Linked DNA regions of Homo sapiens: region 1 is linked to region 2. Evidence: read pairs that join two places in POLR2A ChIA-PET (ENCODE). Cell type or tissue: OCI-LY7. All regions are shown on one strand. Each heading gives the region's core, and the rest is flanking DNA. Links, peaks and the distances in the headings are about the cores only.

What was found. ChIA-PET counts read pairs that join two places held together with the same protein. Peaks named below come from ENCODE experiments on the same cell type or tissue, not always from the same donor. Only the 100,000 strongest peaks of a DNase experiment are listed, where the experiment ranks them.
Region 1: POLR2A ChIA-PET joins it to region 2 with 10 read pairs; 5 of 35 experiments call an interaction of 5 or more read pairs at or near these places.

The regions. Positions count from the first base shown.
Region 1 is chr2:62,174,794-62,186,833 of GRCh38, forward strand. No RefSeq gene overlaps it. Among named protein-coding and RNA genes, the nearest start is that of B3GNT2, 15 kb to the right of the region's middle. In OCI-LY7, for the core only: no CTCF peak of the experiment used is centred there; DNase peaks (open chromatin) are centred at 5,641, 5,948, 6,358, 7,228 and 1 weaker place; H3K4me3 peaks cover 2,028 bases; H3K27ac peaks cover 5,877 bases.
Region 2 is chr2:62,126,152-62,134,151 of GRCh38, forward strand. All of the region lies in intron 2 of COMMD1 (copper metabolism domain containing 1), which reads left to right. Among named protein-coding and RNA genes, the nearest start is that of B3GNT2, 66 kb to the right of the region's middle. RefSeq lists a silencer at 3,449-3,649 and an enhancer at 3,500-3,549. In OCI-LY7, for the core only: no CTCF peak of the experiment used is centred there; a DNase peak (open chromatin) is centred at 3,620; H3K4me3 peaks cover 2,465 bases; H3K27ac peaks cover 2,974 bases.

The sequences.
Region 1 (12,040 bases), core at 2,467-10,466, 51 kb after region 2:
CCTCACAAACACAGGTGACCATCTGTCTTTTTCTTTATGCAAACATAAACAAAAAAATATGTTTTTCACTACCCCTGTCTGTGTACACATACAAAAGCTAGCATCTATGGATACTGTTCTGGATCTTGCATTTATTGTTTAACAATATAGCTTAGAAATATTTCCCAAATTGCTAGGTGTGGTGGCTCATGCCTGTAATCTCAGCAGTTTGGGAGGCCGAGGCAGGTGGATCACCAGAGGTCAGGAGTTTGAGATCAGCCTGGCCGACATGGTGAAATCCTGTCTCTACTAAAAATATAAAAATTAGATGTGGTGGCAGGTGCCTGTAATCCCAACTACTAGGGAGGCTAAGGCAGGAGAATTGCTTGAACCTGGGAGGCGGAGGTTGCAGTGAGCCAAGATCGTGCCATTGCACTCCAGCCTGGGTGACAATAGCAAAACAACATTTCAAAAAAAAAAAAAATCCCAAATGAGAATGTAGCAATGCTTTTTAATTTTTTTTATTTTTAAAGAACTTTAGGGCCGGGTGCGGTGGCTTACGCCTGTAATCCCAGCACTTTGGGAGGCCGAGGCGGGCAGATCACCTGAGGTCAGGAGTTCGAGACCAGCCTGGCCAACATGGTGAAACCCCATCTCTACAAAAATACAAAAATTAGCCGGGCATGATGGCGATGCCTGTAATCCTAGCTGCTCGGGAGGCTGAGGCAGAAGAATCGCTTGAACCCGGCAAGCGGAGGTTGCAGTGAGCCAAGATCGTGCCATTGCACTCCAGCCTGGGTGACAAGAGCGACAAGAGCAAAACTCTGTCTCAAAAAAAAAAAAAAAAAAAAGAACTTTAGTATTTACTCCATCTACCCCCTAGCAACATCTCAGACATTGCTTATGGCTCCCTCTTTTCTGTCTAACCTGGATTGTTCAGATCTCAAATTCTCCAAGCATATTTCATTTTCTGCACTTTGTAGGCTCAGGGCTTACACAGACCTCAGGCAGTATGACTGGAGCAAAGCCATCAATCCCTTGTGCCATCAGGACTACAGGGACACATTCAGAAACAACACCAACAGGGTGATGATTGCTTAGCCTGAGCGACACCCCAAAGAGATCACTCTGGGCCAAAGAGACGAGATGGTCTGGAACAAGGCCTTGTTGCCAAGCAACCCCAGAGGGGATGAAATTAACGCAGTCTGTTTTTCATGTAACTGCATCTCAAATGAAAGCTGAGGCCAGAGTTGATCCTATGCAAAATTAATAATTACCATATGATTCTTTCTTTTAAATGGCTGTTGCCAAAAGACCGAGGACTAAAGAAACCAGTATATCCTTTATTTAAAAGGGATAAGGGAAAAGGAAAAAAAAAAGAACAAATATATTCAGATCCTGTGTTTTTCCATTTGCGTCTTAGGTAGGAAATCAGACATTGCTATCTTAGACTGCTGTTGAATCTGCCTGGTGGGAAACCTGCTTTGAAAGCAGATCCCAAGCAGACAAGATAATATGTACCAAAGGGCTGAGAAAAGATATTTTTTAGGGAAAGGAAAAAGCTTAGGATCATTTGAGACCCTTTAAATGTCCTTTCTAGAAGATCTAAAATGTACTTTTCCCCATTAGTACATTTAGAGAGGGCAAATTGTTGTAAAAATAAAAATAACCCTACTGCTTCCACTCCACTCTCCCTAACCTCATACTTAAAGGCTGAAAAGGCACAGGTTGAGATACCAAGTAACCCTTGCTTCTTGAGAGCTTATTAATATTTCTAAAAATGCAAAAGTGAGATAGAAAAGAAGATTCTACTCCCACCCGCTTTTGCTGCGTTGATTTGGGTAAATTAACTGTGTGGTCAGAGCAGAGCGATGGCCTTTCTCACCAAGAGAAAATTTTTGATTATTATTTTGTGGTTGTGCAATAAAACATAATTCAAAACAAAGCATTTTTTAGCCAAAGAAACTATTTTTTTCTGAAAAGGAAAACTTTCTTGCCTAATGGAAGGTTGGATCCAGACTTTGTTCTGGGGAAAGTGGCCACCAAGTTCAGTGACTTCCTCTTAACATTTATGCAATGAAATTATTGGCATTGAGGGATGACTCCCTTCCCTCCCTCCTGCCACCTCACCACCCTCACCTCATACTGGGCCATCAGACTGGCAAATATCCTCCCAGCCAGCTTTCCCCTGTGAAGCTGTATTTGCTGATAGGGTTGAGCAGAGCATACCAGTACATAGAGAAAACCAGAGAGCAAAAGGAGCATGCTTGATTTGGGGGACCTCTTATCATTCAAAGTCTCAGCAAGAAACAGATGGTACAGTCAAATTGGGTGGGGAAAGGGTGTTATGATGGGCTGGTAACATGGGTTGGGAGTCATTACCATGTCTAGGCCTGAAAAAATGAGAGAATTGGGAGGCAGAGGGGTTGTATGGAGAGGGCTGCCTCACAACAATGTCAGGCTCAGGGGGAACGAATATCCCAGTGTCACTTGCCTTCTTCCCTCTGATGTCTGGCTAGGACTCCTCATTTGGCTGAACCCCACCAGAAGTCAGAGGACAGGGAAGCCCTTTAAGGTAGTACCCCCAGAGCAGCCTCCCAGGGCAGGGAACAGCAGGGAGATGGTGACACACAGAAGATGGCCAACACTGAACCTTAAATAATCTTTTTGGTTCCCAGTCTATTCAATCACTCAGCCAGCACTTATTGATCACCAAGCTATTTGATCAACCAGTACTATTGATCACCAAGCTATTGATCAGCCAATACTTATGGATCACCAACCTATTGATCAGCCAGCACTTACTGATCACCAAGCTATTTGATCAGCCAGCACTTATTGATCACCAAGCTATTGATCAGCCAGGACTTATTGATCACCAAGCTATTGATCACCCAGCACTTACTGATCACCAGACAGGCACTGAACTAGGAGATACAGTGGTAAAAATGCAGCCCTCATGGCTCACAATTCTTGTGGCTGCGTCAGGCCCCAGCAAGCTTCAAACCATATCCAGACTGAAGGTGTAAGATCACAGCTCTCCAGCTTGTACTGTAGTTATCGCATGACTTCTCTTATCTTCTTTCTGCCTGTCAGGAAGGACTATGGTCTCTGGTTACACTTATTAGTGGTGATAATGGTGACATGTACTTGTTGGCGTACGTTAAGGTGTGAATATTGAAAGGGTGCATATACAGAAGAACCCAGAAAAAGAAAAACACTGGGTCTCAGGAAAGGCAGGAATGGTGGTAAAGCCAGGTCACAGGAGTTTCTCTCCAGCACTTGGCCCTTCATGTGACCCAGCTGCTACCCATGCATCTGACCCTCTGCCTCCTCCACATACACCCAGCTTCCGGCTGCAATTTCCATAAATGTGGCCCAGCTCATCTATCCATGCCAGCCTCATTTGAGCTCACTACCTAGTCTATGTGGGGTGGTCCTTGAGCTGGCCCCCTTGGTCCTGGCCCAATCAGTGGCCATTCCTGGGCGTAGAATAGTTTGGTGCTATCTCTGAGCAGGGGGCTATAGATGGGGTAGTTTCCCCCCTCTGTAGGAGATACTGGGCATGGCAGAGCCCAAAGCTGACATGCTCAGAGCCCCCTACTAGGAGATGATAAGCTCCTGGAGGCCAGGGACCTAGGACTTACACTGGTTTTCCAGTAGCATATGGCATCATTTCATGGAATTCAGCCACTCAGTTGACATTAAATTAGACTGGGCAAAATAACCCCAAAGCTAAAAATTGGATACCTCAATCACATCTGTCATAGGAATCTTTTAAAGCACCAAGACACTTGACATTTGTTGAGAAGGACATTGTTGATCCATAGGCAGAGAAGCCAACCTGTGTTTGGGATGACAAGGAGACAGGCTGGCAAGGTGCACATCCTGCTGGGGACAATGGCTCCTTTCTCCTGAAATGCCTCCCAGCTCTGTGTGGCCAAGCCAAGGTGAGGCAAAGCTGAATTTCTTGCCCTAAGAAACAGCAGCAGGAGAGTAAGGGAGGTGCTGCCTTTGTACTATGGTGACCTGCTTATTCTGTTTCAGTGACACAAGCTCATTGACATTGCATGGAGAGAATGATGTCATCGATTCTTCCCAGAGCCAAGCTGGCCTTTCTGGTGGTGCACATGGTACTCCAGTACTGTGTACCACAGAGATGTTTTCCTCCTGGCTGGATGTGGGGAATTGAATTCCTTTGGCTGAAAATGAGCTATGAACCATAGTAAAAGCTGCTAGTAGGAAGGCCTTTGGACTTTTCTGGCTTAGAATTTCTGAGGAGTTCCATGGCAGTTTTCCAAATCAAATTCTTAAGTCCAGAGACTTAGCTGGAGAGCATCTTGAAGGTTCTCCATGAACGGTAGGCGCTGACCCCTGGGGGAGGGGAAGGTTTTAATTAACTTTGTCGGAGAAAGTTGCCAAGCACTCTTCAGCTGTTTTGGAATGTTGTATTCCAAGTTGTAGAGGTTATGACTTTCTCTTTCTGGAACCCAAAAGCGACTTGTGGAAGCAAAATGAGAACAGCTTTTGGCCTCCGACACCACAATGCATCAGCCAGACCTGGATGTTGCCACTAAACTGAGGAAAAACTGTCTCTGGTGTCTCCTTATGGCCAGAATGGCATGTTCGACTTTAGACTTGAAGACTTGGCAGTTTCGGAGCACCTTGTTGACCCTCTGCTAGGGTCTGGGTCTTCTCCCAGCGCCTGGGAATTTGAGAGACAGCCAGCTAATGGAATGGCCAACTGTGCAGTGCTGGGTACCAGGAGAGGGGAAATGGTGGCTCTTTGGTACTGTGAGGCCTGACATCTTGGAACAGACGGCACCTGTTGGGACTAATGTATCTAAGAATGTCAAGGAAAAGCATGTGAGAACTTTTCTCAATTGAAAGGATGTGCTGAATCTTTTCAAGAATGGGCATCCCATTCTCCCATTCAGGAAAGACTGAGCCCCTTTTGTCCAGCAGGCACCATGGTGGGTGTTAGAAGCTAGAGCAGTGAATCAGTCACACATTTTAAGGACAAGGACCACGTTCCATTCTTCTCTGTCTTGCTCGTAACAGGTACTCAGACAACACTGCACTGAAATGGTTCTTTTTTTTTTTTTTTTTTTTTTTTTTGAGATGGAGTCTCACTCTGTCACCCAGGCTGGAGTACAGTGGCACGATCTTGGCTCACTGCAACCCCCGCCTCCCAGGTTCAAGCGATTCTCCTGCCTCAGCCTCCCAAGTAGCTGGGACTACAGGCATCTGCCACCATGCCTGGTTAATTTTTGTATTTTTAGTAGAGACAGGGTTTCGCCATATTGGCCGGGCTGGTCTTGAACTCCTGACCTTGTGATCCACCTGCCTTGGCCTCCCAAAGTGCTGGGATTACAGGCGTGAGCCACCGTGCCCAGCTACAAATGGTTCTTTCAAAGTCCCCTGGCTTCACCCCATCCTTCAGTGTCCATTTTTCATCTCCTTCCCCACTTTGGTCTCCTATCTCACCAGATTAAGGAAAATGCAATGTCTTCCCTATGCAATTGCTGCTTTGCACGGAAAATCACCTTTAAGCCAAACCAATAATCTACAAACCAAAAGAAAACAAGAGGGGAAGGGACGAATAACTGATTTCCCTGCGAGCCCTACCTAGTTTTCATCTGGCACATTCTGCTTCTAAGTGGTTGCTGGTCACACTGGCAGATAGCCTGTTTCTCCTTAACTCTTCCTCCTCAACCACCTACTCTCTCATTAAAGAAAAAATTAAGAAAGTTTCCTGATTATAAAAATGATAAATACATTTGGAAAAGAGAACACATTGTCCCACCCCCGCTACATTTTTGGTTTTCTTTTGTTTTGTTTTTTAGAGACATGGTCTCACTCTGTTGCCCAGGGTGGAGTGCAGTGGCATGATCATGGCTCACTGCAGACTCAACTCCTGGGCTCCCTACGACGATTAAAAAATGACTTTCAGGCCAGGGATGGTGCTTGTGCCTGAAAAATCAAAATTTTCAGTGCTTTTGGAGGCTAAGGCAGGAAAATTGCTTGAGCCCAGGAGTTTGAGACCAGCCTAGGCAACTTAGCAAGACTCTGTCTTTACAAAAAAATTAAAGAATTAAGTGGGCATCTTGGCATGTGCCTGTAGTCCTAGCTACTTAGGAGGCTGAGGCGGGAGGATGATTTGAGCGCAGGAGTTTGAGACTGCAGTGAGCCACGATCATGCCACTGTACTCCAGCCTGGGTGACAAAACAAGAGTCTGTCTCTAAAAAAAAAAAAAAAAAAAAATGTAGGGTGGCTTTCTGAAGCCATGCTTGGCCCTTCCCTCTCAGGGGTTTCCAGAGGAGGCAGATGAGCAACGTTGATCTCTGACCCTCAACTCCATTGTTCACCTGCTGCCATGCAAAGTGCCTCAACCGCAGGGTTTGTAACTTCGTGCAGATTATCACAGCTGCCCAGATGTTCATTTTAACTGAATTTCACTCATATAAAAGTGAAGGAAATGGGCAGGAAATGAGGAGAGGGGCCCAGTAGTGAGATTGTATTTTTATAATGGAAATAGCACCAGCCTGGGGGCCGAGCTGTCAATTTGAGTTCAACCTTTACCAATGACTAGCTGTTCCTTACACAAGTCCCCAGCCTCTATAAGTGTTTACTTTATCATTTGTGAAATAATACAATTGATTTTATTATCTCTAAGGTTCTTTAAGTTGCTCTGTCATAGAGTTTAAGAATAAAATGTGAGAGCTAGGCTGGGCTTGGTGGCTCATGCCTGTAATCCTGGCACTTTGGGAGGCTAAGAAAGAAAGAAGAAGAAGAAGAAGAAGAAGAAGAAGGAGAAAAATAATAAAATGTTTATTTGACTAATCTACTTTCTCCCCCACCATGTTTTTCCTCTTTTCACCTCAAAGACCTATCAGTTTTCACTGTTTCTTGTTACCCAGCTTTGCCGCTGTTCTTTTTGGTAAGGAGTGAAATATTTTTTCCAACTGTTCATGCAGCAGGCAAACTTGTCTTACTTCTCAGTCATTTTTTGCTTTTCTCCGTGCCCTCTCTGTTGTCTTCCTAGCCTTTTATCCCAAACTAGGCCTCACACAAGCAGGTTTGCCTCTCTGATCTGTGGCTTTAATTAACATAACGAATGAGCAAACAAGTCTTTATTGGGCATTTACAATGAACAGTGCACAGCTTGGTGCTGTTGAAGATAAAATAGGTTTAAGACATGTTCTCAGCCTTCAAGGAGACAAGACCTCTGGGGCTTCAAATCCCTTAGCTGCCTTATGTTCTACCACTAACATCTGGGTGCCAACAGTGCTACCCATCCCCCCACACCCACCCAACGCTACTGTGCTCTGAAACCAGCTCTTCGGTGGGATGCTGTGTCTCCACACTCTGGTTTTTTTCCTTCTCTCACTTCTTCCTGGCTTCCTTTTGCTGGATTCTCCCTCTGGGTCCATCCATTAATTGGATCTTCAGAGGCTCTATCCTAGGCCCTCTGCTTCTCTCAGTCTCTTTTCATTCCCTGGATGAGTTCAACCATACTCATGACTTCAGTTACCATCTATATGCAGATAATTCCCTTGTGTGTGTGTGTGTGTGTGTGTGTATTCCTGGTTGCTATGGTTTATCTCCACCAAAACTCAGGTTGAGGCTTAGTCCCCAGTGTAATGATATTGAGACATGGTGAGACCTTTAAGAGGCATTTGGGTCATGAGGGATCTGCCCTCACGAAGGGATTAATGCAGTTTCTTGAGCGTGTGAGAGCAGGTTGTTATAAAGTGAGGCTGCCTCTCATGTTTGCTCTTCTCGCATGTGCCCGCCTCCCCTTTTGCTTCTCTGCAATGTTATAACACAGCATGAGGCCCTTACCGGCAGCTGGCCAGATGGGCCACCCAGTCTTTCATCTCCTGGCCTCCAGAATTGTGAGCTAAATCAACTTCTTTCCTTAATAAATTATTCAGCTTCAGGTATTTTGTTATAGCAACAGAATATGGATGAAGACACTGGTCTTTCTTTGGGTTCCAGACCTGTATATCCAGTTGCCTCATGGGCAGCTCCACTTCGACATCACATAGACACCTCATACTCCCCATGGTCACCACCGAGTGTATCACCTTTCCCACCACCCTGCTCCTTTTCCCTTCCCAGTGTTCTCAAACTCAGTAGATGGCACTGCTATTGTCTATCCAGCTGTTCAATCCAGCAACCTAGGACTCCTCATTTCCACAATCTTCCTGTCCCTGCCCCCAAATCCAATCAAATTGCCTTATAAATATCTTGAGATAAGCCAGGCATGGTGGCTCATACCTATAATCCCAGCACTTTGGGAGGCCAAGGTGAGAGGATCAGGCCAGGAGTTTGAGACCAGCTTGGACCAAGCTTGGCGGTTTGGATTAATATACATATATACATGTATGGACTAGTATACATATGTATATATGTGCGCACATATATATGTGTGTATATATGTGCGCACATATATACATATGTATGCTAGTTCAAACCTCCAAACTTCCAAACATTATCTCAGCCAGAATATATAAAGAATGCCTACAAATGAATAAGAAAAAGACAACCCAATTTAAAATGGACAAAAGACTTAAACAGGCACTTTACAAAAGAGGGCATCCAAACAACCAGTATGCATAGGAAAGGGCATTTACTGTCATGATCAAGTTAAATGCAAGTTAAAACTGCAACGGGGTACCAGTACATCTCCACTGAAACAGCTAACCTTTTAAAAAACCTGATGATACCAAGTTTTGGTGAGGTGTTGGAGCAGCTGGAATCTTCATACTGACGGAAGTGTAAACTGGCACAACACTGTTGGAAACATGTTTGCCTGGAATTAGTAAAAGTAAACATATGCATCCCTTGTAACCCAGCAGTTCAATGCCTGGGTACAAAGCCAACAATAATGGGTGCTTCTGTCCACCGAAAGATGTGACCTGGGTTCATGATTTTGTTGCTTTTCCAACATGGATGTGAAGGAGCTGGATGTGAAGGGGCTCCCTCACATCCTCATCACCCCTCACTGTGCCCAGAAGTGGCAGCACGCACTGCTTCCCTGCCAACATGAGCCCTTCAGCTAAACCTTGGTCACCAGTCCAGATGACCCAGTATTCTGTCCTGCATACTGACCTCAACTGGGATTAACTCCATCCATCAGATTCTAGTGCAGGCCCACAATCCTTATTCAGGAGTTAGAATTTTCCAGATTTTGGGAAGTAATGGTATATACATATCATAGTCTATCTAACACCCCATGTTTCACTGCAGATATATGAATGTGTTCGGAGCAGCTCCATGATCAAACACCTTAACATATTTGTAGTGAAACATAGGATAAATAAAAACTATGCCCTCCCATAAGGTCCAGTCAGATTTTGCTGCCATGTTAGTTTTAGTGCCACCTTCTGAAAAAACTCATTTTCCAGCCCTTTATGGATTTCAGAATTGCAGACAAGATTGTGGGCCTGTGGGAGGAGGGGTGGCCTTTGTCAGCGCAGGGAGGGAAAAAAAGAAATCAAAACTGTTCATTTCCATTTCCCCAAGACAACCAACAGCCCCTGGCCTTATATCTACATAACCAAAGGACCCTCCAGTGGTTTTTTTCCAAGGGGAGTCGGTGTATCTACTGCTAGAATGAGGAGTGACGAGAAACTTGTAAATAGTTTTTCTTGTTAAAAAAAAAAATTTCTACCACATCTGGCTCCACACTACAGTAGGTGCAGCCCGAAGTATAAGATTCAAGTTCCTTGCTCTTACTCACTTAGCTGAAATGCTTGAGGTTTCTATAACACATATTCCCTGTGCTTCCTTAATAGACACAAAAACACCCATGTGTATGGCTTTAATTTTGAGGCATTTAACTAGATATATAACAATGCACAAAGTAATTTCCCCAGCTCCTTTCCATGACAACTATTTACATACCCTAGCATAACACTTCCTATGAGTTGGCCCTACAGCCAGAGTAGGAATACAGCCAGGGATGGGGTGGAGGAGGCAGGGCAGCATGGAGAGGCTGGATAAAATGATATTTCAGTATTTTTAGTGAGACAGAAAAAAATTCATGCAAACAGCTCTATTCCCTCCCCCTCTTTTTGTTTTGTAAAATCTTTCTTTCTCCAAAGCTCAGTTTTGAATTAGACCCTTGTTGACCATGTCTGCTTAAGTCTTAGATAAAGACTTATTTATTTGACCTGCATATCCATAGTTGCTAGAACTGCTCATTTCAATTTTCCTATTGTGTACACTGTGTTGGGAAGCTTGGCAGGAAGCACACTATGGAAATGTGGAACCGAACAGTTGAATGTGTGTGATTTGGGAAGTTCAGCAGATGCCAGGGCTTAGCAGGCTCCCGGCTTGTTCAAGACTAATCCTGTGGATTTTCATTCTTGTGGGCCTCATGCCCCTTAAGTCTGAGGGCTGGGTCCCGCTGGGTCCCACCCAGACTCAGTCCACACAGCTATCTCTCAGCTGTCCTACTAGTAACGACCAAGGTAGTGCTGTGCTGACTCTTGGATGCTCTCCTCTTCCCTCTCCCCAAGGAAGTGGAGGGTTCCAGAAATGGCCCTGGTCAAGGCTGCCGTGTTTTCTCTGGACATGAGTGTAGACTCCAGGTTGGATTCTAGGAGACCTGAGGGACTGACAATGCAAACTCATCTTCCCTATAGCAGATGACATGTGTCACCCAGATCCCCCCTCCAAGACTGAAGCACTCATGCCCCCATCTACTGGGAGTGCTGACGGCGGCAACTGTCCGCTGAGTTCCTCTCTGACACTTGTCCTCTGCTGCAGAGAGAGTCACCTTGCCTAAGATGAAGCTCACATTGACCACGGGCAGCCCACATCTAATGACTGGCGGACGCAGGAGTAAAAAGGGTTCGTCCTTTCACCCCAATTTGTAATAACTCTGGGCCATCCCACCACCAGAGCTCCCTGAAAGATCAGCTGAGGTCTTTACCATGATTGCACTGCAGTTCAACTTCTCTCTTTGTCCATTCCTACCCACCTCACTTCCCCTCAGGCGTTGATGCTGTACCTACCCTTCAATAAACTTCCTGCTTGCCAACCTCTGTTTCCGAGCTTGGAAACCTTACCTACAGCACCCCCTTTATCGGGCAGGTAGAGCCCTGTGTCTGGGGGACCATGCCTTCTTCATGCAATTCATGCTGCCCTCCCCCTCCACCCTATCCTGCCATCCTTTGAAAACTCAAATTGGTCTAAACGATTCAGGATGGCGCTATACACTCTCGCCAGTGATTGGCTTAGGAAGGGTCATGTGACTGTGTTCTAGCCAATGAGACGAGAAGGGAACTTGGGTAGAGAACTGTAGGAAAGGTTTTCTGGGTCATAACAAGAGACAAGGGAAGAAAGAGTCCCTTTTCTGTCGGATGTTGGCTCTGACTGAGATGCCTGAAATAGCTGTAGAAAGCAATAGATGTGAGAAGAAGATGGAGCCAAGAGAACAGCAGAGAAGTCAGACTGAAGCAGAGCCACGACGTGCTGGGTTGGAGCCTACTCTGCCTGTGATTTTCTTGTCATGTGTGATACATCCCCTTTGACAGCACAGAAGGGATTTGTCACACAAGTACTTAATGATGAAGTTGCATCAAATTTGCAATTTTAGTTCTAGTTCCAACTGCCCATTTCATTTTCCCACCCTTTGGGGGCCTTTGTGTTTTGAAATCCTTGGTTGTCAGGATTCTTTTCTTCTTGGAAGTTTTCTAGTGATCCAAACTCTCTTTTTTTCCTGATTTTTGATGGCCATAAACATGTCTGATTGATCAACTAAACTGCTTCCTTTTTCCATGGCCTTATGGGTGTAAAATTTATACGGCCAATGTTATGCAATGTGTATGCAGTGCTGGGGATGGAGGGCTGCTGACTCTGAAAAACCCTTTCCTGGGATGACCTTAGATGAGAAAAGAAGGAAATGGTGATGAAAAGCTTTCAAAATGTAAGGGAATGTGGCTTGGACCTAAATGGTTAGCACAGACTAGGATATTCTTAGAAAATGCCTCCCGCCTCTCTGTAGTTGATTTTGAAATGTCAGTTCATAACTGCCATACAGTTTGG
Region 2 (8,000 bases), core at 1-8,000:
TTCTTTATCCAGCCTATCATTGATGGGCATTTGGGTTGATTCCATGTCTTTGCTGTTGTGAATAGTGCTGCAGTGAACATATATGTGCATGTATCTTTTTAATAGAATGATTTATATTCCTTTGGGTATATACCCAGTAAGGGGATTGCTGGGTCAAATGGTATTTCTGGTTCTAGATCTTTGATGAATCGCCACACCGTCTTCCACAATGGTTGGACTAATTTTACATTCCCACCAACAGTGTAAAAGCATTCCTATTTCTCCACAACCTTACTAGCATCTGTTGTTTCTTGACTTCTTAATAATTGCCATTCTGACTGGCATGAGATGTTATCTCATTGTGGTTTTGATTTGCATTTCTCTAATGATCAGTGACATTGGGCTTTTTCACATTTGTTGGCTGCATGAATGTCTTCTTTTGAGAAGTGTCTGTTCATGTCCTTTGCCCACTTTTTAATGGGTTTTTTATTGTAAATTTAAGTTCCTTGTAGATTCTAGATATTAGACCTTTGTCAGATGGATAGATGGCAAAAATTTTCTCCAACTCTGTAGGTTGCCTGTTTGCTGTGATGATAGTTTCTTTTATGAGAGCCATTCATGACAAACCCACAGCCAATATCATACTGAATGGGCAAAAGCTGGAAGCATTCCCCTTGAAAACCGGCATAAGACAGGGATGACCTCTCCCACCATTCCTATTCAACATAGTATTGAAAGTTCTGGCCAGGGCAAGCAGGCAAGAGAAAGAAATAAAGGTATTCAAATAGGAAGAGAGGAAGTCAAATTGTCTTTGTTTGCAGATGACATGATCCTATATCTAGAAAACCCTATCATCTCAGCCCAAAAGCTTCTTAAGCTGAAGCAACTTCAGCAAAGTCTCAGGATACAAAATCAGTGTGCAAAAGTCACAAGCATTCCTGTACACCAACAACAGGCAAGCAGAAAGCCAAGTCATGAATGAACTCCCATTCACAATTGCTACAAAGAGAATAAAATACCTAAGAGTACAGCTAACAAGGGAAATGAAGGACCTCTTCAAAGAGAACTACAGACCACTGCTCAAGGAAATCAGAGAGGACACAAACAAATGGAAAAACATTCCATGCTCATGGATAGGAAGAATCAATATTGCGAAAATGGCCATACTGCCCAAAGTAATTTATAGATTCAGTGCTATTGCTGTTAAACTACTATTGACATTCTTCATGGAATTAGAAGAAAGTATTTTAAAATTCATATGGAACCAAAAAAGAGTTTGCATAACCAAGACAATCCTAAGCAAAAAGAACAAAGCCGAAGATATCATGCTACCAGACTTCAAACTATACTACAAGGCCACAATAACCAAAACAGCATGGTACTGACACAAGAACAGACTCATAGATGAATGGAACAGAATAGAGAACCCAGAAATAAGACTGCACATCTACAACCATCTGATCCTCAACAAACCTGACAAAAAAAGCAATGGGGAAAGGATTCCCTATTTAATAAATGGTGCTGGGAGAACTGGCTAGCCATATGCAGAAAATTGAAACTGAACCCATTCCTCACGCCTTATATAAAAATTAACTCAAGATGAGGCCAGGGGGCCGGGCGTAGTGGCTCATGTCTGTAATCCCAACACTTTGGGAGGCTGAGGCAGACAGATCATTTGAGGTCAAGAGTTTGAGACCAGCCTGACCAACATGGTGAAACCCCATCACTACTAAAAATACAAAAAAATTAGGCATGGTGGCACATGCCTGTAGTCCCAGCTACTCAGGAGGCTGAGGCAGGAGAATTGCTTGAACCCAGGAGACAGAGGTTGCAGTGAGCCAAGATTGTGCCACTGCACTTCAGCCTGGGAGACAGAGCGAGACTCTATCTCAAAAAAAAAAAAAAAAAAGGATGAGGTTGGGCATGGTGGCTCATGCCTGTAATCCCAGCACTTTGGGAGGCTGAGGCAGGTGGATCATTTGAGATCAGAAATTCAAGACTAGCCTGGCCAAAATGGTGAAACCCTATCTCTACTAGAAATGCAAAAATTAGCCAGGCATGTTGGCATGCGCCTGTAGTCCCAGCTACTTGGGAGGCTAAGGCATGAGAATTGCTTGAACACAGCAGGCAGAGGTTGCTGTGAGCTGAGATGGCACTTCTTCACTCCAGCCTGGGCGACAGTGTGAGACTCTGTCTAAAAAAAAGAAAAAAAAAAAACAAAAAAACTCAAGATGAATTAAAGACTTAAATGTAAAACCCAAAACTGTAAAAACCCTAGAAGAAAATCTAGGCAGTACCATTCAGGGCATGGTCATGGGCAAAGATTTCATGACGAAATCACCAAAAGCAATTGAAACGAAAGCAAAAATTGACAAACGGGATCTAATTAAAGAGCAAATTCTTAATGAAATCTCATCTTAGTTGTTGATGTTGTTGTTCTTCCTCCTCCTTCTCCTACTCTTCTGCCTACCTCCCTCCCTCCCTCCTTCCCTTCCTTGCATTCTTAAGATATCAAAGTGCTACCATATAAGATATTTCAAGACCAGGCACGGTGGCTCACGCCCGTAATCCCAGCACTTTGGGAGGCCGAGGCAGGTGGATCACGAAGTCAGGAGATTGAGACCATCCTGGCTAACATAGTGAAACCCCATCTTTACTAAAAATACAAAAAATTAGCTGGGCATGGTGGCACACGCCTGTAGTCCCAGCTACTTGGGAGGCTGAGGCAGGTGAATTGCTTGAACCTGGGAGGCAGAGGATGCAGTGAGCCGAGATCACGCCACTGCACTCCAGCCTGGGCAACAGAGCGAAACTCCATCTAAAAAAAAAAAAAAAAAAATCAGTATCAAATGGTAATAGAAAATATCAAATATTGGTTCTAGCTTATCCTATTATTTAATACTTGGAGGGCAACCTTCTTACCAACCTAGGCATGATGACAGGCCTTGCTCTGCTCAACCTTGGAGTTTGTATTTGGTGATTCTATGCTTCGGCAGTCTGAAGAGACTTAGCTTTATGTGTGTACTGTTGGCTTTGTGAACCAGAAGAAATAGTGATTGAGACCAGTAAATAAAATAGGAAATGAAGAAACGATACCCTACATAGAAAATATTGGAAATATCAGAAGAATTAATATAATAACCTCTCTCTCCTCTTGCCTGAACCCAACTGTAAGGAGTGACACAATTTTTTGAGAACAGCCCCACAGGACATGGAATAAGACAGAGAAGGGAAGATAATGAATAGGAAAGGACAAATGGAAAATAATCAGCACAGTTTTCAGGAAAATATAAAATTTTAATTGGGGCCAGTGGTTCCTTAGGAAGGAAGTTGGGTGATCTTTTGCTACAGAGAAGCTATTTCTGGGATTCCAGGTCTCTTGAAGTAAAGGAGCAGTATCAATGATAATTGTAAGAAAGCCACAGAAAGTGTGGGAATGAGTGGTGAACACAGGTTTACTTATGAAGATGTTTTGAACTTCTCTGGCAGGCAATGTTCAGTGCTACTGGGTTTCTTATTTATTATTTAATTGCCCTTCAAGGAGCCATTGCCAATTTTAATGTCTGCCATATGTGTTCATTCTTGAGTGCTTGCTCTCCCTCTTCCTCTTTCTCTCTTTCTCTCCCCTCCTTCCGCTGTGGTTAAACACAGAAGACAGTTGCAGAGTTGTGGGTCAAAGGGTTATTTTAAGCATATGAAAGGACAGCCCAAACAGAGGATAGGCTTTATGGCCAAAGTTTGTGCTCAATAAAGAGTCCCTTTGAGCCGGGCGCCGTGGCTTACGCCTGTAATCCCAGCACTTTGGGAGGCCGAGGCGGGTGGATCACGAGGTCAGGAGATCGAGATCATCCTGGCTAACACGGTGAAACCCCTTCTCTACTAAAAATATAAAAAATTAGCCGGGCGTGGTGGTGGGTGCCTGTAGTCCCAGCTATTCAGGAGGCTGAGGCAGGAGAACGGCGTGAACCCGGGAGGCGGAGCTTGCAATGAGCCGAGATCGCGCCAGTGAGCGAGACTCTGTCTCAAAAAAAAAAAAAAACAAACAAAAAAACAAACAAGAGTCCCTTTGTGTCAACAAATGAAATTAAAAGAAAAATCTGGGGTAATAAGCTTTATGAAACATAGCCAGCTTTATGTGACTTTTTTTTTTTTTTTCTTTTTTGAGATGGAGTCTCAATCTGTCGCCCAGGCTGGAGTGCAGTGGCGCAGTCTTGGCTCACTGCAACCTCCCTCTCCCAGGTTCAAGTGATTCTCCTGCGTCAGCCTCCCAAGTAGCTGCGATTACAGGTGCACACCTATGTGGCCTTTTTGAATCAGTATTGGTTAGTGAAATTCTAAGGCATCCTTTCCCACTCTCACCCTCCATCCCCCAAATTTATCATTTTTAAAAGAAAACACAAGACATTAGAGCCAACATTGCCAATGTTGTATTATAATCCTAAATATGATCCATAAATTAGAGGATAAAGCGTTGTGAAAATTTTGCATGGGAAGTAGTATTACTGTAGAAAATATAGGACTGTTGTTTTATTTTATGTTGAATTTGTTCTAAATGGTTCTATTCAAGTATTTAATATGTGATAAGTCTTTTATTTTCTAGTTTAAGCATTTTGTCACTGTAGTATTGTTTTGCAGAAGAATTGCTCAGAACCTAGTTAAGGAGGTTTTTAAAATGGACAATAATACTCAAAGAGGTTATTTAGTGTGTAGATGGATAAAACCAAACATTTGCTTACTAACAGCCTTCAGTTATTCTGTAAACTAATAATCAATTATGCTCTCTAACCTTGCTAGGAAGTGAGTTAAAGCTAAAGCATTAAAGATTTAGGCTTGACCAGTAAGTTTCCTGAGGAGTGTTGAGTGGTTACCAGGGAAGGAGTTCATTAGGAATATGTGAGATGGCCTTGTCAGGAGGTGTTAGAGCTGGCTCGGTTTTTTTGTTGGTTTGGAGAGGGAATCCTCTCACGGATTTTGTCATAGGATTTTGTGGCTTTTTAACATTTGCACTTGGAGAGACAAAAATTTGAATATTTTGCCTTTGCTTTCCATTGTAATTTGGAATGGCTATTTAAACCGTTGAGTTTAATACACTGCTGTACTCCCCAGGATCACAAAGTACATGTTCTTGACAATGATGTGCTTGCTTATCTGCTAGCCACATTCTGACTCTACTCCATACTGCATCCTTTACTGAAAAGAAGCTAGTTTGATTCTTGACTCAGATACTTAAATACAGGAATTTTAGTCTTGTCATCTCTTATTTTTATCACCAGTTAAGCCCAAGATGACCATGAAAACAGTAACAAGTGTTTCAGATTGCTCTTGTACCTTCTGCCTCTGGCTTGATAAGCATCACATCTGCCTGCCTGCCTTCCTTTCTTTTCTTTTCTTTTTCCTTTTCCTTTCCCTTTCCCTTTCCCTTCTTTTCTTGAGACAGGGTCTTACTCTATTGCCAAGGCTAGAGTCCAGTGGCATGATCTTGGCTCACTGCAACCTTGACCTCCCAGGCTCAAGCAATCCTTCCGCCTCAGCCTCCTAAGTAGCTGGGACTACAGGCACATGCCACCATGCCCAGCTTATTTTTATACTTTTTTTAGAGATGGGGTTTCGCCATGTTGCCCAGGCTGGTCTGAAACTCCTGGGCTCAAGCAATTCACCTGCCTCAGCCTCCCAAAGTGCTGGGATTACAGGCATGAGCCACCACCCCTAGCCCACATCTGCATTTCTAAATACACACACACACACACAAACACACACACACACACATTTTTTTTTTTTTAGACAGTCTCGCTCTGTTGCCCAGGCTGGAGTGCAATAGCGTGATCTTGGCTCACTGCAACCTCTGCCTCCTGGGTTCAAGCAATTCTCCTGCCTCAGCCTCCTGAGTAGCTGGGATTACAGGTGCCCACCACCAAGCCTGGCTAATTTTTGTATTTTTAATAAAGATGGGGTTTCACCATGTTGGTCAGGCTAGTCTCGAACTCCTGACCTCCTGATCTGCCCGCCTTGGCTTCCCAAAGTGCTGGGATTACAGGCATGAGCCACCACACCCGGCCTGGACTTCTTTATTTAGCCTACTCTTTCTCTAGTATTTGGCATCCCTCAAAAATAAACTGAGCTTCATTCATACATAGAGATCCAATCACAAATGAGTCCTGAAACCTACAACAAACTAATGATCCCTTAGAAAAGATCCTGGCTATTTTTAAACATGCCTTACTCAGTTGCTCCTATCTCTATGAATATTGTTCCTGGTAATTTCTTTGCCTACATAGAAAACCAGGTTATTTATTACTGTAACTTACTTTCACTGAGGTGAAATATAGGCTACATCATCTTTTTTATCAATGTCCTTAATATATATGTTAGTTACTGGTAATCACTAATTTCTAGACCATTGTGTCCAAGGCCAGATGTTTTAAAAATTGTTTTAGGTCAGACACAGTGGCTCACGCCTGTAATCCCAGCTCTTTGAAGGCCAAGGCAGGCAGATCACTTGAGGTCAGGAGTTCGAGACCAGCCTGGCCAACATGACGACACCCTGTCTCTATTGAAAAAAAATACAAAAATTAGCCAGGCGTGGTAGTGCACACCTGTAATCCCAGCCACTCAGGAGGCTGAGGCAGGAGGATTGCCTGAACCTGGGAGGCAAAGGTTGCAGATTGGGCCACTGTACTCCAACCTGGGCGACAGAGCGAGACTCTTGTCTCAAAAAAAAAAAAAATTGTTTTAAAGTCAAACTAAAGCCCTCAATAAAACTGAATGAAGAACAGGCTTTCACATCTGAGACCTCTTCTGAATTTTGCCAACTGAACTGCCTAATTTGTCATAAATCTGCTTTTCTTTCCAAAAGGAGATAACCCCTCCTAGAGCTTGAACACTTAATTAGTATTCTTTCTTTGTTTAAACTTGGTTTTTGCTTTGGACTAAATGAAAACTTGGCAAAGTTTCTAAGCTCACATATGAGACTGCACTTCTCTCCTATCCAAATACATGTTTGAGGACAGGACTCCTGTAGGCAAGGAAAGCTGCCTTCCCTGTCTGTGGAAGCCTTTCATCCAAGAGGCCCCTTCTTTCCCTTTGTACTTATTTCTCCTTGGGAGATGTTCACTGTCATCAGTGTAGACTCAGCTTAGCAGCTTAGCAACAGCAAAACCAACTCCTGAATGTTCTTTTGGCTGATGGCAAAGTGACACCCTCCTTCTGAAGAAGCTTGTTGGCCTGCCTTTAACTACCACTTTGGAGATGGGGGTAGGAAATGCCATAGTATCGTAGGGGACGAAAAAGTTTTTCTCTGCCTTCTTAGGTTCATGTATAAGGCCTGCAAATTAAACTGACAAAAGATTCACAGGAGAAAAAAAATTATAAATTTTGCTGATGGTAAGTATTTTTAATTTTATATGCACACAAGCTTAACAGAAAAAAAAAAAAAAGAAAATCCAAAGAGGCAGTTAGACTTGAAAGCTTGCATACCATTTTAACAAAGGATGATAAATTGTGGAGAGAAGTGACTAGACATAGGAAGAAGGGTTTGGTCTTCTAAAGGTGGTAAATTATGGGAATTAAGTATATGGTGAATCTAATAGTAGATAAGAGTTATTTTACTAAGGTTTGGGCAGACTCATCATGGTGTCAGCTTTCCATCTTTTTCATGCCCATAAAACTTCCCCAGAGAGGGATTTATGGCAGTTCTCACCCTCTCTTTTTTTTTGAGACAAGGTCTCACCAAGGTTGCTAGGCTCACTCCACCTCTTGGGTTCAAGCAATCCTCCCACCTCAGCCTTCCAAGTAGCTAGGACTACAGGTGCGCACCACCATGTCTGGCTTTTTTAAATTTTTTATTTTTTATTTTTAGAGATAGAGTTTCATTATTATTGCCCAGGCTGGTATTGAACTCCTGGCTTCAAGTGATCCTCCTGCGTCAGCCTCCCAAAATGCTGGGGTTACAGGCATGAGCCACCATGCCTGGCCTGGCAGTTCTCATTTTTTAGAAGTTTCTGCTCTTGGCCAGATAAGGGAAA